2 separate regions of the Homo sapiens genome follow, and region 2 is linked to region 1. A link is an interaction called in ENCODE POLR2A ChIA-PET data of the cell type or tissue named here. Cell type or tissue: A673. All regions are shown on one strand. Each heading gives the region's core, and the rest is flanking DNA. Links, peaks and the distances in the headings are about the cores only.

Region 1 (4,669 bases), core at 206-4,205:
ATGGCATATACTCTAAAATCAATCACATAATTGGAAGTAAAACACTTCTTAGCAAATGCAAAAGAAAATAATAACAACCAGTCTCTAAGACCACAGTGCAATCAGATTAGAATTTAGGATTAAGAAACTCACTCAAAACCATACAACTACATGGAAACTGAACAACCTGCTCATGAATGACTACTGGGTAAATAAAGAAATTAAGGGAGAAATAAATAAGTTCTTTGAAACCAATGAGAACAAAGACACGAGATACCAGAATCTCTGGGACACAGCTAAAGCAGTGTTTAGAGGGAAATTTATAGCACTAAATACCCACAAGAGAAAGCAGGAAAGATCTCAAATCGACACCCTAACATCACAATTAAAATAACTAGAGAAGAAAGAGCAAACTAATTTGAAAGCTAGCAGAAGACAAGAAATAACTAAGATCAGAGCAGAACTGAAGGAGATACAGACATGAAAAACCCTTCAAAAAATCAATGAATCCAGGAGCTGGTTTTTTGAAAAGATCAACAAAGTAGATAGATCGCTAGCCAGATTAATAAAGAAGGAAAGAGAGAAGAATCAAATAGACTCAATAAAAAATGATAAAGGGGATATCACTACTGATCCCACAGAAATACAAACTATCATCAGAGAATATTATAAAAACCTCTACACAAATAAACTAGAAAATCTAGAAGAAATGGATAAATTCCTGGACACATACACCCTCCCAAGTATAAACAAGGAAGAAGTCAAATCCCTGAATAGACCAATAACAACTTCTGAAATTGAGGCAGTAATTAATAGCCTACCAACCAAAACAAGTCCAGGACCAGACAGATTCACAGCCTAGTTCTACCAGAGGAACAAAGAGGAGCTAATACCATCCCTTCTGAAGCTACTCCAAACAATAGAAAAAGAGAGAATCCTCCCTAACTCATTTTAGGAGGCCAGCATCATCCTTTTACCAAAACCTAGCAGAGACACAACAACAAAAAAGAAAATTTCAGGCCAATATCCCTGATGAACATCAATGCTAAAATCCTCAATAAAATACAGGCAAACAGAATCCAGCAGCATATCAGAAAGCTTATCCATCATGAAAAACTCGGCTTCATCCCTGGGATGCAAGGCTGGTTCAACATAAAACAAATCAATAAACATAATCCAGCACATAAACAGAAACAATGACAAAAAAACACATGATTATCTCAATAGATGCATAAAAGGCATCGATAAAATTCAACACCCCTTAGTGCTAAAAGCACTCAGTAAACTAGGTATTGATAGAACATACCTCAAAATAGTGAGAGCTATTTATGACAAACCCACAACCAATGTCATACTGAATGGGCAAAATCTGGAAGCATTCCCTTTGAAACAAGACAAGGATGCCCTCTCTCACCATTCCTATTCAACATAGTATTGGAAGTTCTGGCCAGGGCAATCAGGCAAGAGAAAGAAATAAAGGGTATTCAAATAGGAAGAGAGGAAGTCAAATTGTCTCTGTTTGCAGATGACATGATTGTATGTTTACAAAACCCCATTGTCTCAGCCTAAAAACTCCTTAAGTTGATAAGCAACTTCAGCAAAGTCTCAGAATACAAAATCAATGTGCAAAAATCAAACGCATTCCTATAAACCAAGAATAGACAGACAGTCAATTCATGAGTGATCTTCCATTCACAATTGCCACAAAGAGAATAAAATACCTATGAATATAACTTACAAGGGATGTGAAGGAACTCTTCAAGGAGAACAATAAACCACTGCTCAAGGAAATAAAAGAGGACACAAACAAATAAAGAAAAAATTCCATGCTCATGGACGGAAAGAATCAATATTGTGAAAATGTCCGTACTGCCCAAAGTAATTTATAGATTCAATGCTATCCCCATCAAGTTACCAGTGACTTTCTTCACAGAATTAGAAAAAAACTATTTTAAATTTCATATGGAACCAAAAAAGAGCCTGCATAGCCAAGACAATCCTAAGCAATAAGAACAAAGCTGGAGGCATCATGCTACCTGACTTCAAACTATACTACAACACGACAGTAACCAAAACAACATGACACTGTTACCAAAACAGACGTATAGACCAATGGAACAGAACAGATGCCTCATAAATAATACCACACATCTACAACCATCTGATCTTTGACAAACCTGACAAAAACAAGCAATGGGGAAAGGATTCCCTATTCAATAAATGGTATTGGGAAAACTGTCTAGACATATGCAGAAACTGAAACTGGACCCCTTCCTTAAACCTCGTACAAAAATTAACTCAAGATGGATTAAAGACTTAAAACATAAGAACTAAAACCATGAAAACCCTAGAAGAAAACCTAGGCAATACTATTCAGGACATAGGCATGAGCAAAGAGTTCATGACTAAAACACCAAAAGCAATGGCAACAAAACCAAAAATTGACAAATGGGATCTAATTAAACTAAAGAGCTTGTGCAAGCAAAAGAAACTATCATCAGAGTGAACAGGCATTTTACAGAATGGGAGAAAATTTTTCCAATCTGTCCATCTGACAAAGGGCTAATATCCAGAATCTACAAAGAACATAACAAATTAACAAGAAAAAAAACAAAAAAACCCCATCAAAAAGTGGGTGAAGTATATGAACAGACACTTCTCAAAAGAAGACATTTTTGCAGCCAACAAACTCATCATTGCTGATCATTAGATAAATGCAAGTCAAAACCACAATGAGATACCATCTCACGCCAGTTAGAATGGCGATCATTAAAAAGTCAGGAAACAACAGATGCTGGAGAGGATGTGGAGAAATAGGAACACTTTTACACTGTTGGTGGGAGTGTAAGTTAATTCAACCATTTTGGAAGACAATGTGGTGATTCCTCAAGGATCTAGGACCAGAAATACCATTTGACCCAGCAATCCCATTACTGGGTATATACCCTGAAAATTATAAATCCTTCTACTATAAAGACACATACACACCTATATTTACTGTGGCACTGTTCACAATAGCAAAGACTTGGAACCAACCCAAATGCCCATCAATGATAGACTTGATAAAGTAAATGTGGCACATATATACCATGGAAATACTATGCAGCCATAAAAAAAGGATGAGTTCATGTCCTTTGCAGGGATATGAATGAAGCTGAAAACCATCATTCTCAACAAACTAACACAGGACAGAAAATCAAACACCGCATGTTCTCACTCCTAAGTGGGAGTTGAACAGTGAGAACACATGGACACTGGGAGGGGAACATCACACACTGGAGCCTGTCAGGGGGTGGGGGGCTAGGGGAGGGATAGCATTAGGAGAAATACCTAATGTAGATCATGAGTTGATGGGTGCAGCAAACAACCATGGCACGTGTATGTAACAAACAAACTATGTAACAAACCTGCACATTCTGCACATGTATGCCAGAACTTAAAGTATAATTTAAAAAATTAAAAAACAAAAGGAAGGAAATTCTGACACATGCTACAACATGGATGAATCATGTGGACATTATGCTAATAAAATAAGCCAGTCACAAAAACTTGTTTCTTTGCAAGTTAGTTACATTTTATCAGGAAAAATTCTTCCATTGCATATTTCTGAGCCTTTAGCTGTATAATTTACATATGCTGCCTTTAAAATGAAAGAAGACTCCACAGAACGTTCTTGGGTTATTTGCTTTTATCTTGTAATCTTTAGAGTTATTGGGTCTTTGCCTTCTGGAGTTTAATTTTCGAGGTCTATATCTTACCTGTTTCTTGTTATTGCTTGTTTATTTTTAGACATACTGTCTCTATTGCATACCTGACAGCATAATTTCTTTGGTCTTCATTTCTAAACCCTTTTTCATCTGCATGTTTATTAGGAAAAGTTTTCATAATTATAGCTTTAAATGTATATAAATCTCTTTATTATTTTTTGCCCAGAAAATTTTGAACTGTTTTGGTCTAAATAAAGTATTTCTATTTTGGTAAAGGACATCTTCCATCATATTATTAATTTTTATTTATTATTTGTATTTTATTTGATATTTAAGATGTCATTCTTAAATTAATAGAATGAAATTATTTCCTGTTTTCCATTACCTGTCATTTTCATTTTAGTTGTTCATTTGCTCTTACATTCTACATTTGGAAATATATCCCGACTCCATCCCTTATACATTTGATGAAAATTTCTGCAGTGTTAATCTGTTTTATCCCACTTCTATGTGGATATTATTTTGTTTTATTTTTTGTTTCCTGCAACAATTTATTTTCCCAGATACTTTTATTTTTGCTTCCCTCCTTGGTTGGATATATCCTATTATTCACTCATTTTGTCCTTGCCTTGTTTCGTAGAGGCCATACCTTTTTTGTCCTACGTGGGAAAATAAAATAGATTGTATATGTAAAATATAAACATATATATATATATATTTTTATTTTTGAATGTGTGTTTTCCATTTCAGTCTTCATTGTAATACTTCCTTTCAAACACCAAAATGGGACTAATTTATAAGTCCCATTTTGATAAATTTTTATTTACTAATTTTTAATTGTAGAGAAATAACTCTGCTTGTTTCTCATTAGGCATTGATGTAATGCTTATTTGTATCCATTGCTTCATTTTAGATATTGCCAAAATCCTCCACTCTGTTCTTTAGATTCTGTTGTTTCTTGTAAAAATCATTAATGCAGTTCA
Region 2 (4,669 bases), core at 177-4,176, 230 kb after region 1:
AAGCAAGTAAATTGGAACAAACCTCTACTATCAACTGTGACTCAGAGTATCAGGTTCAACAAATAGCCTTTTTCCCTTAATCATCCTAACAGTGGTCATGAAGGGTCAGGCCAAATAGTGCTTTATGCTGGAGGAATAACTCCTTTCAAAGTAATCTGGAAATTTGAGATAGGGATTTCAAGAAACCAGATTGTTCTAAATGTACCTCTTGTTTAACTGCAAACACACACAAGAATTGCTTGATTACCATAGTTACTTTGGCAGATTAAAGAATATTAATTATTTAGACTTGAGAAGTTGTACTTGACAAGTAATTAACGTTATTTTAAAGATTCACATAATTTAATTTGAACTAAACAGTTTACTCTAGTTTGATTTAATATTCAGGTACAAATTGGATGTCCTAAATAAAAGGACTAGATTTATATTTCTTATGACTAAATCTGGCTTATAGTCGTATTAATTTTCATTTATTTACATTAGCCTTAAAATAATTTTTATAGGATATAATCATAATGATCTTGTATAGGACATCTCATAACGAGGGAACTGAGGAGACTCATCTCTCTGAAGGTAGAATTGCATCTGTGGCATAGCAGACAGGTAGAATGTTATAGTATGCTTCATAATTCCATGTATTCCATATCACTATGTGTATTAAAATCTGTAGATAATTGAATGTTTAAGATAATAGTATGTTTTAATGATACTACAGAATGCACAATGTCTTTTCTTTCAGTATATGCTAAATGCAAATTAGCAGTTATTACAAAGGTCATTCAAGAGCAAATGTTTCAAGTTCTAATATACTTAACATCTTTGAGAGGAAGGGTTTTACAGTGAAGCAATCTATTTTTGAGTTACAAGAGGGGAAGGTAAAGGAGTATATTTAAATAAGGAAGGTAGATGAGTGCAAGATGATTTTATAATAGAAATAAATTTGAGAGATATAGCTAAGTATAATTTTGCATTCTCCATGGCCCAGCCCTATTCTATGGTTAGATCCTTAGAGTTATATTTGAATCATTGATAAGACTTCGATTTTACAAAATTTGCCGCACTTTATATGTTACCTGTAGTTTACCTTTACTTTCCAGGCACTGAAGAAGGCACTACCTTATTAATATTTCAAATAAACTAAATGGTATTGTGTATATATATGTACATGTGTGTATTATAGATGTAAGTTATATAGGAGAATTCAATCTGCTATCTGAGATCTGAGATGCAGTGATTAAATCAAATTAAAGGTGAAACTGGAGGCTATTCACTCAAGTAATCTACCAGTAAGTGATACCAAATTAATTTTCTTTGCCTTTGATGAGACTCTGTGTTATGTTTTTGTGTGCATCAGTTTATATATTAGAGTTTGAGGGGAAGTGGAGCTCCAAATTTATGGTAACAGCAGTTTTCTTTAAAGCATATCAACAGAGATGAATTGGCAGAGTCTTCATTCACCATCTTTTATACAATATTGCCCTCTATGGGAATATTGTAAAATATTGAATATTTTAGCAGGGTGATAAGTATATTCTTTCATACACTCCTGTGTTCATCACATGATTTTTCTTTCCTCTTAATTTAATTACTTTGCTCTTTCCCACCCTCTAACAGGTATAAACAGCTGAGCTGACAAAAAAATTCATCATTGTTTTATTATATAGTAGGTTTAGAGTATCAGAATTCATTTTACTTTATTTATTTTACATTATATTTAATTATTTGTTTGGTTTTCTTTTGTAAAATATCTCTGTTTTCGGAGTACTATATTTTCATTTACTTCATATCATCTCATTTATGATAATTCCTTTTCAGAAAAGGGAAACACCAATTAAAGTTCTAAAATAAAATTATACTTAATATGGAAGACAAACAAATCATTTTACATAAAGGAATATTTAGAATTTACAGTGCCATTCTTCTGATTCTATAAATGCAAACCAAATTACAGTAATGTATAAAATATTTTCAATTCTTTAAAATATATGACAATATTTTTACTAAAATATTTTTATTCATGAATAATATTAGGAAGATTAAATGACATGGATTCTAAAAAGGAAAACTAATCTGGGTCTTCTTATCCATGGGGAAAATTGCTTTATAATGTATCTTTGCATCTTCCTTTTGAAATGAATTGTTGCTTCTATTTGTGACATACAGAACTGGTGCAACAGTTTCATTGAAAATATATTTGTAGGGGAAATGTTAATTTCTGGTTCCCTATTTTCTAGCTTTGGGTTGCCATCATTCGTTCATTCATTCATAAATTTATTTTTTTAAATGTCAGTAACTATGCCATGGCACTGCTCCAAGTATTAAGGATATAAGCCTCAAACAAACAAACAAAAACAAAAGAGATTATCTCTGTCCTCAAAGAATAAAGACTTCATTGCTAGCATTATGTGTGTGCCTACAAATCAGGCAACAATAGCAATATAATGCTGTGTACCCCATTGCTAGCTGGTTACAGAGGGCAACACTGGGTTTACAGGTCTTGGAATACAGCATGACTTAGAATTCACAAGTATTGCTTCTCAAGCTTAAGGAAACTTTCAGCCATTGTTGACTTGCTTTAGAACATCTCATGTTCTTATACCACTTCCTCACAACTTACCATCTCAACATGGTCCCCCAACACACACACACACACACACACACACGGCTTAAACCAAATAGGAGAAAGAGTGACAGCATCCAGTGAATTACCCCAGAGTGACGATAATTTACAGTGAGGCACTGAAGCTAACAGGACAGAAACTGATTTGCTAAGGCTTAGTAAAAAATTAAGATTTCCCATGCTGATCAGAGCATTAGCCAAATAGTTCATAAATGAGATGTCTTTCCCTGAAGGACTGGAGCAGGCGGAAAACAAATGATATTGGGATATTTAAAATACAAAAAATTTGGTAACAGATGAAAGAAAATATCCTATATGACAAAAAGAATTTTATCAAACTTATCACTGTGATGCTATGATTCTGGTCTGCAAGTAGCTTTCTCACTTTGAACATTTAGGACTTCAAATTAGAGAATGTAAAATGACTTGTAAGGCGTAAGTCAAAAGGAAATCACCATCAAACCCTAATAAAATTTGGCAAATGAAAATTCCAAAGAAAAGAGAAACAAAGAAAGAAACAAACTGAAACTACCTATCCTAGATAAAACTTATACAACCCCTATAAGGTATTTAAAGATCCTACTCTGATGAGACACTCCCGCTGGAGTTGGGGCCCAATTAATGCGCTTTATGAACTCTCCTCACCTTTGTGTACCCTCTAAAAGAGAAACTAACTGAAAATTCTCATAGCAAAGATCAGACCATGGAAAAATCATAAATTTAATTTTTACTGTCCTCCCCCACCTCACCCTGGGTCTCTCACTTGAGTGCTAACATTTTAGTGACAACAAAATTTCTTATGATGCAATGGTGTTTTGGCCAACAACTGCTATTTATTAAAAATCATGTTCCTTTAAGTAGTTGTCTGCCAAACTGGAATTGGACTGTTTAGTCTGTTTGTTCCCTCACTTGGCCTTTCAAGTTTTGCATCTTCAAAGGATTTATTTGAAGCATTAACATGCTGATTTCTCTCTTGCTACAACAATGCACTAGAGTGATACTGGCAAAAAGATTCTTTCTTCCAACCTGCTCTTCCTATTTTTTTCCCTTTTTCTAATAACTTGCTAACAAGAGATCCAGATGTGTAATAAGATAACATCTAAGTCTGTGACTGGGGTGTTTGTTATCCACGTAATGCTATTTGGCACTTACGATTTTTTTATCATGTATTATGATACCATTGAAGCAAAAGTGACTTTATGCAACTTCTTTCTCACATAAGTTCTTATCCTAACAATTGCTAGCAGAAGATTTTTTTCTCTTAATAAAAAGTTTTTGTATTAGTCACTCACAGCCCAATTAGAGGCTTCCCCTGCTCCCTGAAGGCATAAACTTTGAACGTAGAAGTTTCTTTTATTCATGCTTTTTCTTTTAAAAAAGAGTTATAGCCTTTCGTGTTGGTACAACAGGATAGTTGCTCATGTTAAAAAATAAAATTAAAAGAAAAGGATATAGACAGAAAGTGGTAGTGTGGTAATAGAATCTTGTATTTATAAGTTTTAGTAGTGAAGACTGTAAATTAAACTAAACGCATTCAATCAAAATTGTGAGAACTATAAATTTATTTGGTTGTGCTCATTCAAAATTATTTTTGCTCTAAAAGTAACAAAAAAGATGAAACTTGAAATGAATAAAAATGTACATTTAAAGATCTAAATATCTTCTGTTTATAGCCTGTATATGCATGTGAATAATTTTTTAAAAAGTAGAAATTATGAAGTACTTGGAATCTTGTTTTAGTATTTTCTGTGCAAACCTTTATTTATTTTAGAGGCAAGCATTTAAAACTTACCATTAGTAACAATTAGCAGAACAAAATGAGAAAGAAAATGATGAAAATTTTTGAAATTGTTAAATTTACCGAGTTTTTTTGAAGTTTTCTAAGATTTTTATTAGTAGATATTACTACCCTCTCATTTTCACTGTAATAAAGACTTGACATACAAACAAAAAAAAGACCTTCCTTTTAAAATAAACATCTTTTTTTCTTCTATTGAGTAAGTATATACAAAGATATATGTGTGTATTATAAAGAACAAAGCGTATATA

The links. Peaks named below come from ENCODE experiments on the same cell type or tissue, not always from the same donor. Only the 100,000 strongest peaks of a DNase experiment are listed, where the experiment ranks them.
Region 2: POLR2A ChIA-PET joins it to region 1 with 6 read pairs; 2 of 35 experiments call an interaction of 5 or more read pairs at or near these places.

What each region holds. Positions count from the first base shown.
Region 1 is chr4:115,348,414-115,353,082 of GRCh38, reverse strand. No RefSeq gene overlaps it. Among named protein-coding and RNA genes, the nearest start is that of NDST4, 240 kb to the right of the region's middle. In A673, for the core only: no CTCF peak of the experiment used is centred there; no DNase peak of the experiment used is centred there.
Region 2 is chr4:115,116,955-115,121,623 of GRCh38, reverse strand. No RefSeq gene overlaps it. Among named protein-coding and RNA genes, the nearest start is that of NDST4, 5.7 kb to the right of the region's middle. In A673, for the core only: a CTCF peak has its summit at 1,487; DNase peaks (open chromatin) are centred at 1,463, 2,643 and 3,843; H3K4me3 peaks cover 1,731 bases; H3K27ac peaks cover 2,719 bases.